2 separate regions of the Homo sapiens genome follow, and region 1 is linked to region 2. Evidence: chromatin contacts called from ENCODE Hi-C data. All regions are on one chromosome and are shown on one strand. The core of a region is the stretch at or near the end of the contact, and the rest is flanking DNA. Distances in the headings are between cores, read along the strand shown.

Region 1 (3,940 bases), core at 738-3,237, 190 kb before region 2:
GTTGATCAACCTTCCTTGACCTCATCTGAGAATGTTTGTATCGGATGACTCAAAGTTTTCATCACTCTGTATGTCTGCAAGTAACCGTCAAAGCCCTATGAATATTGATTCAGGGGGCTATAATTCTGAAATACATTTTAGCAAGCAGGCAAATCTGCAAATATAGAATGTCAGTGATGAGTATCAGCTGTTTGTATGTGTGAACGTTGCAGACACTATGTCTCTTCCCCCTGAATGCATCTTTTAAGAATAAGGATATTCTCCAACATAACTACATGACCGTTACCCTGCCCAGGATAACTAACCTTCATTCAATAATATCATCTGTTATGCAGTTTATATTCAAACTTCTCCAATGTTCCCCAAGAATTCGAAGAGCTGTTTTTTGGGGGGGGCCTAAATTCAATCAAGGCTCACCCACACATTGCATGTAATTGTCTCTTTAGTCTCCTTTAATCTATACATCTCCTGCCTTTTAAGAAATTAACATTGATATGTTTGAAGAGTCCAAGCCAATGGTCTCTTAGAATGTCCCACATCCTAGATTTATCTGGTTGCTTCCTCATGATTAAATGTTGATGAAACCCTTTGGGCAGGATTACCCCAAAGCGGGTATTGGGTACTGCTTTTGCAGGCCAGGAGAAGGCTCCTATCACTTTGTCCCTCTATTGGTGAGGCTGTTTCATTCCTTCATTAAATTACTGCTGTAGATTGGGTGTGATGGCTCACTCACGCTTGTAATCCCAGCACTTTGGGAGGCCAAGGCAGGAGGATCCCTTGAGCCCAGGAATTCGAGACCAGCCTGGGCAACATAGGGAGACCCCATCTCCATACAAAATTTAAAACATTAGCCAGGCATGATGGCACATACTTGTAGTGCCAGCTAATCAGGAGGCTGAGGCAGGAGGGCTGCTTGAATCCAGGAATTTGAGGCTGCAGTGAGTCATGATTGTGCCCCTGCACTCCAACCTGGGTGACAGAGTGAGACTCTGTCTCAGGAACAAATAAATAAAAATGAAGTGCTGCTCTAGGTGAAGTAGGGTCAGCGCTGTAGAGGTGAGGGCCTGAAGAGTGGAGGAAGAACCAGGGATCATTGTTGTGAATGGGGAAGGAAGTCTTAGGGGCTGAATCCCGGCAGCGGCCTCTCTCCCAGGAGCAGAGGGCCTGCATCTGTCCTGGAGCCCTTCCCTTGTCAAGAGCATGAAGAAACACAGCGTCAATGTCTGGGGGCCTACTTTCAATTTCCAGTGAAATTAGGACAAAGTTCCTTTAGGCTTGATATCATTTCTTTTAAGCCTGAGGCTTGAAGTTGGAGCATTCTAAATGCGTAGGAAACTGTTATGAATAGCAACGAAAGGCAGAGTAACTAACACCTGACATAGCTATTTTCCTTGCCATTGCCTCTGCATGATTTAATATTTAATATGCTTGTGGTCAAACCAAGTCTGAACAGAGCAAGCCTGAAGCACTTCTAGCAACACAGCCAGGTGGCCAGGAGCCCAAAGTGATATAACTGCGGTTTACTCACAGGCTTTCAGAGTAACCTTTAGGGCTGGTTGAACTCTCAGACACCACTTAGCATTTCCTAACAATGATCTGTAATGCATTTGGGAAGCCTGTCTGAATCACCCAATTAGATCATGCTTTCTAATGGGCCTCAATGCAGAGATGCTGCCAACAGCTTTGGCAGAGGCACACAGAGCCCCCTTCTTTACAAGGCATCTTCCACTCTCTGTTTTTGATTTCACTCTCACAACATCACTGTGTTGTATCCCAGGTGGATGCTACTATTCCCACTTGCAGATGAGGAATCTGAGGCTCGCTGAAGTTAAGTGACTTGTGCAACGTCACAAAACCATTGAATGGTTGCTGTGAGCTTTCAACTCAGGAAAGGGCTTGACTTTCCCCTCAGGTGCCCTTTCCACTGTGGTGTTGGGAGTTAAGTAGAGGCAGACAGGTCATTACTGGATGGGAAATGCCCTGTGAGCCATTGCCAGCTATGTTTCTGTGTTGGCCTCCAGCAGTGCTTGTCTGATCAGAGACAGGGGTTATGTGGTTAGAACTGGGAAGAAGGCACCCACTAAAATTCTCTAGTGACTTGTTTTCACTTTTGTTTTAGGTTTAGGGGTATAAGTACAGGTTTATTATATAGGTAAATTGCATGTCACAGGGGTTTGGTATACAGATTATTTCATCACCCAGGTAATAAGCAGAGTACCGGATAGACAGTTGTTGAATCCTCACCCTCCTCCCACCTTGTACCTTCAAGTAGGCCCCGGTATCTATTGTTCCCTTCTTTGTGTTTACGTGTACTCAGTGTTTAGCTCCCACTTACAAGTGAGAACGTGGAGTATTTGGTTTTCTGTTTCTTTGTTAGTTTGCTGAGGATAATGGCCTCCAGCTCCATCCATGTTGCTACAAAGGATATGAGCTCATTTTTTAAAAATGGCTGTGTAGTATTCCGTGGTGTATATGTACCACATTTTCTTTATCCAGTCTACCATTGATGGGCATATAGGTTGACTCCATGTCTTTGCTCACTGTGAATAGTGCTGCGGTGAACATACATGTGCATGTGTCTTTATGGTAGAATGATTTATATTCCTTTGGGTATATACCCAATAATAGGATTGCTGAGTTGAATGGTAATTCTGTTTTGAGTTCTTTGAGAAATCTCCAAACTGCTTTCCATAATGGCTGAACTAATTTACATTTCCACCAGCAGTGTATGAGCATTCCCTTTTCTCTGCAACCTCGCTAGCATCTGTTATTTTCTGACTTTTTAGTAATGGCCACTCTGACTGGTGTGAAATGGTATCTCATTGTGGTTTTGATTTGCATTTCTCTGATGATTAGTAATGTGGGCATTTTTTCATATGCTTTTTGGCTGCATATTTGTCTTCTTTTGAAAACTCTGTTTATGTTCTTTGCCCACTCTTTAATGGGGTTGTTTTTTGCTTGTAAATTTAAGCTTATAGATTCTTGATATGAGACCTTTTTCAGATGCATACTTTGCAAATATTTTCTCCCATTCTGTAGGTTGTCTGTTTACTCTGTTGGTAGTTTCTTTTACTGTGCAGAAGATCTTTAGTTTAATTAGGTCCCATTTATCCATTTTTGTTTTTGTTGCGATTGCTTTTGGAGTCTTGGTCACAAAATCTTTTCTGTAGCCTATACCCAGAATGCTATTTCCTAGGGTATTTTCCACAGTTTTTATATTTATGTTTTACATTTAAGTCTTTGGTTCATCTTGAGTTGATTTTTGTATATGGTGTAAGGAAGGAATCCAGTTTCAATCTTCTGCATATAGCTAGCCAGTTATTCCAGCACCATTTATTGTATAGGGAGTCCTTTCTCCATTATTTGTTTTTGTTGATTTTGTCGAAGTTCAGATGGTTGTAGAGGTGTGGCTTTATTTTTGGGCTTTCTACTTTGTTCCATTGGTCTATGTGTTGGTTTTAGTACCAGTACCTTATTGTTTTGATTACTGCAGCCTTGTAGTATAGTTTGAAGTCTAGGTATAGAATCATATTGTCTACAAACAGAGATAGTTTGACTTTGTCTCTTTCTATTTGGATGGCTTTTATTTCTTTATCTTGCCTGATTGCTATGGCCACGACTTCCAGTACTATGTTGAATAGGAGTGGTGACAATGGGCATTCTTGTTTTGTTCTGGTTCTCAAGGGGAGTGCTTCCAGCTTTTGCCCATTCAGTGTGATGTTGGCTATGGGTTTGTCATAGATGGCTCTTATTATTTTGAGTTATGTTTCCTAAATGCCTAGTTTGTTGAGGGTTTTTAACATGAAGGGATATTAAATTTATTGAAAGCCTTTTCTGCTTCTGTTGAGATGATCATGTGGTTTCTGTTTTTATTTCTGTTTATGTGATAAATCACATTTGTTTATTCGTATATGTTGAACCAACTTGTGTCCCAGGAATT
Region 2 (4,131 bases), core at 337-2,836:
GTAAAATCAAGACAAGCAGGGAACCTGCGTAACCCCTTTAAGTCTCTAATGAAACAAATGCAATCCCTTAAGATATTTCTTAAGGAAAAGCTAGAAGATGCCTCTAATCGCAACTTGTTTCCAGAAAAGCTGGAAGGGCACCACTAAGACAAGGCAAAAAAAAAAAAAAAGGCAAAATATCGGAAAGTCTTATGCTGGAAGCGGGGGTGGGGAGGCGGGGGACAGGCAGACAGGGCTAGAAACACCCAAATCAATTCCTCAGGGAGCGAAACGGCAGAGGCCGGCAGCCCGCGGCCCACGTGCACTTGCTCAGGGAACCGTTCCAGCGAAACCTGACCCGGATCGGAATCCTCCCGCAGCACAGCGGCCGTGTTTATCGGAATGGAACGCTACAAGTTGTCACCTGCATCCCTCTCCCAGCTTTGACAGGGAACACGCGCTGCCCCCACGCCCACACCGACACCCGGATCCCTATCCAGCCCGGCCAGAGTCCCAGGGGCCAGGGACCAGTGCAGGGAGAAGGTCCCCCACCTCAGCCCTCAGGACCCCCAACCACAGCCCACCCGCCCCCACCCTGCTCGGTTCTAGGCCCAGCCGAACCTACATGTCCCCGTAGTGTCGAGCGTTATCATCCACAGTCGCCCCTCAAACTGTGACCCCCACCTGGGAGACCCGGAATCATCCAGGACCCTGGTGTGGGGGGCAGTACTCCCCATATCTGCCCCCCGAAAACTGCTATGGAGCAGCCGCGCCTCGGCGGGCAGGTGAGGGGGCCGAGCCCACCAGCGCCGCAGCCCCGCTGCCTACCTTCTTCAGCGCCGGCTGCCGCTCCCGGGCAGACATCGCCGGCCCTGACTTTGGGGCTGACACCGCCAAAGGGCAGTCAGTGCTCGCCCAGGCCACTTCGGGAGGCCCAGGGGCACGGCGAGGGGTCGGGGAAAGGCGATCGCCCACTACAGCCCGCGCGCCTAGACTGAGGGAGGAGCCGGGCTGCAGAACCGGCGGCGGATGGAGACGGGAGGGAGGCTGCGAGGTCGCTCGAGGAGAGACTAAGGCTCTAGAAACGGAGAAGCGGGCGCTCTGCGGGAGGCGGCGGCGCTGCCGCTGGCCGTCAAGGGCGGGAAGTGTTCTGGGACTCTCATTAGGGGCCGCGAGCCTCGAGCGTCAAATTCCCGCGGCGTCCGCCTAGCGCGCTGCTGTGGCGGGCGCGGAGGGCGCGCGCCGGCAGTGGGGGCTGCGGCGGCGGAGGGCACGGGCCCCCGCTCAGCGTCCTCACCTTCTTGGTGCAGCTGCCTCCCGCGAGCCGAGACACTCCTGTCAGGGAAGAGGAGCGCCCCGGCTGTCCCCCTAGAGTCTCCTGCTGGGGGGACATCGCTTCCATGAAGAAAATCTTCAAACAAATCCCAGCCCAGGAGGAGGCTACACGATCATGTCCGCGGGCTGCCGGCCGGAGGGGCGAGGACGCGCGGGCGGAGGCGCGGCTGCCGTGCTCAGGCAGGGAGCCGAGCTCCGGGTGCTCGCCGCGCGCCTCCCGTCGGGGCCATGTACCTCCGCCTGCGCTCGACACCGCGGGCTGGAGGCGAGTGCAGCGGCGACAGCCCGTCAGCGCCGCGGCCCGCCCCGCCTCGGGCCCGCCCCCTCCGCTCCGGGCGCCCTGCGCCGGGGCCCGCCCCCGCAGCCCTCCTCAGCCCTCCTCCAGCCTGGGCCCTCCTAGCCTCGTCCCAGCCTGCGGCGCGCCTGGCGGGCGTCTCTCTATATATGTTAGCACACCGGCCACCGGCTGACCTTTTCGGTCTGTGACTCCGCGTGGGTGCAGCCCGCAGGAGCTCATCGGCCTGTGTCACGCACGGGGGCCTCTAGTGCACGGACACGCGCCTCTCCCGCCACCTGCCCACTCCCACCAGACCCCATCCCTTCCCGCGCCGTGCCCGCGGCGGAAGGCGCCCCTGCAGCGCGTGCATCCGCGGAGCGGTGGCGACCTCAGCCTGAGCAGAGGAGTTGCAGTGATTCCTGCCTCGCTTTCAGCGGACTGCGGAGGGAATCCCCCACCCCACCCCACTGGGGATAGGGTGGCACGTCGCAGAGTGTCGCAGCTGTACAAATTTGGAAGCCCACAGCATCGCCTGACCTCTTGTGCAATCCCGAACGCTAGCCTGTTCGGGTAACCCTGAGTGGGCTTCTGCAGCCGGTCATGTCAGCGGCCCCTGCACATTTGCACCCGCGGTTTCCGCTGTCTGCAGGCTGCAGAGACGGGGGCATTCCAAACGTGAAAGAGCAATGAAGGAAAATGCAGACAGAGCGAGGACGCCGAAATTTGGCTAAGCTATTGAGAAGGCTACAATATGTGGAAGTGTTTATCAGATATCTGCGCCGAGAGCATAACTTCCTGTCAGCCCAAATAGAGGCAAAAATATTTTAAAGGCCAAAGAATAATCAGAGGGAGAGGATTTGGAGCTGACCCGCGTTGAGCTGAGTGTTGCTGCACTTTGCGGGGCTGGTTGACTGGTACGGATGATTCGGTAGATGGCATTCTTCCCTTGGAGTCAGGACTAGAGAAGCAGTGGCGGATTAGTGAGGAAGGACACCACGCTATGATATTAGGTTGTGGAAGGGGTTTGGTTTGCTTTTGTGGTAAGAAGAAAAAAATCGAGGTTCCTGCCAGGTTAGGCTGTTATTAGGACAGGTTGTAGAAGAATAGGGCTCTGGCCGGCTCTGTTCCAAGGAAGGGATGCTGTCCAACACACACTCGCGCGCGCACACATCACCACCATGCCCAGGAATGGTTTATTGTGGAAATAATAGGGGGAAAATGTTCCAGCCCGTTTTAAGCCTTGTCCACCTCACACTGTTTAAAGTAGGCTTACATAGGCTTTATAAATCACACACACGTATAAATCACACACACGTATAAATCACATGTATGATTTGTAAATCATCTATTATTGTGTTTATGTATGTGTGCATATACACACACAGTTTTTCATGGCTACTCTCTTTTTGCAGCTGAGACCCATGTGCAGCGACAGGACTTTGCCCCCACCATAGAGTTTGTCATGAATTCTACACGCAGAGGGCTTTGCAGTTCCTTTCATTCCTTGCTGAAATCATCCACTTACAACTCGTTAGCCTCTTTTGGTTCCTATCATAAATGCACGCTCCCAATTTTCCTTACTCTGTTTTATTTCGATAACACTTATCTCCTTCTAATATATCATGTAATTTACTTAGTATGTTTAGTGTTTATTATCTATATCTCAGAGAAATGCAAGCTTCCAGAGGGCAGGAATCTTTTGTGGGCTTTTGTTGTTGTTGTTGTTATTGTTGTTCTTTGTCGTATACCAAGTGCTTGAAGCAGTGTCTGGTGCAATAAATGTTCGTTTGCTAAGGGAATTAATGAGGCATACAAGGGTTATGAGATAGATCTTAGAAGGGCCAGACTGGTAGAGTTGGTTGTTTCACTCAGAGTGTCCCATGTTTCTGTTTGTGATCTTCTTTTTTGCACAGGTTTGATCTGTGATCAATACTACATGTTCCAAATCAAAGTAGTATTTTACTGCAGATTTGGAAAACTCACTCTTACTTCTTAATTTTTAAGTGCTTTTACTTCAAAACCCATTAGTTTTGGTTTGCATAGAAAACTGTCCCATACCTAAAGAAAACTGACTTTGCTCAGATTAATGCTATCACCAGAATCGTGTTTTAAGAACACAAATTTGATCACATCACTCCCCTGATTAAACCCTTCTTTGGCTCCTTGTGTTTACAGAATAAATTTCAAATGCCATAGTATGATATGCAAGACTGCCTATAAACAGACATCCTTGCCTCCACTTATTTCTCTTGTCATTTATTGCTCCTCTTCAACTCTCACCCTATTCCCTGTCACATTGAATTCGCCAAGAAGTCACCTTCCAAGAACTCGCCTTGCCTTCTCACATCTTTGTGACTTTGAACCTGCTGTTTGCATTGCGTGGGAAGTTTTCCTTCTATATTTCCAACCCCTATTACTTTACACTTAAATATCTAATACTTGGTGCATAGTAAATGCCCAGTAAATATTTGTTGAGGAAATAAATCTCCCAGATTTGAATCAATAATTACCTTAGAAAAATCTTCCTGACTTTATTTCTC

The links. A loop is a pair of places that touch in the nucleus more often than their neighbours do. Pooled maps may share reads with other maps.
Region 1: a loop to region 2 is called in a map of CD8-positive, alpha-beta T cell, with 3 times the contacts of the local background. The contact joins the enhancer-like site here to the promoter of ARHGAP20 in region 2. A Hi-C loop is called at or near these places in 2 of 168 maps with a recorded cell type or tissue (CD8-positive, alpha-beta T cell and IMR-90), 6 of 37 single-sample maps with no recorded cell type and 3 of 50 pooled maps.

The regions. Positions count from the first base shown.
Region 1 is chr11:110,524,529-110,528,468 of GRCh38, forward strand. No RefSeq gene overlaps it. Among named protein-coding and RNA genes, the nearest start is that of FDX1, 97 kb to the left of the region's middle. Within about 2 kb of position 1,988, at least 4 of the 41 ENCODE cell types and tissues checked have a DNase peak (open chromatin) inside an H3K27ac peak, as active enhancers do; they include CD8-positive, alpha-beta T cell, where a contact is called at or near this core.
Region 2 is chr11:110,710,851-110,714,981 of GRCh38, forward strand. It overlaps ARHGAP20 (Rho GTPase activating protein 20), which reads right to left and starts at 1,587. Exons shown (of 15, transcript NM_001384657.1): 1 at 1,277-1,587. The coding sequence starts at 1,381. RefSeq lists enhancers at 1-451, 1,434-1,935 and silencers at 1,459-1,518, 1,539-1,698.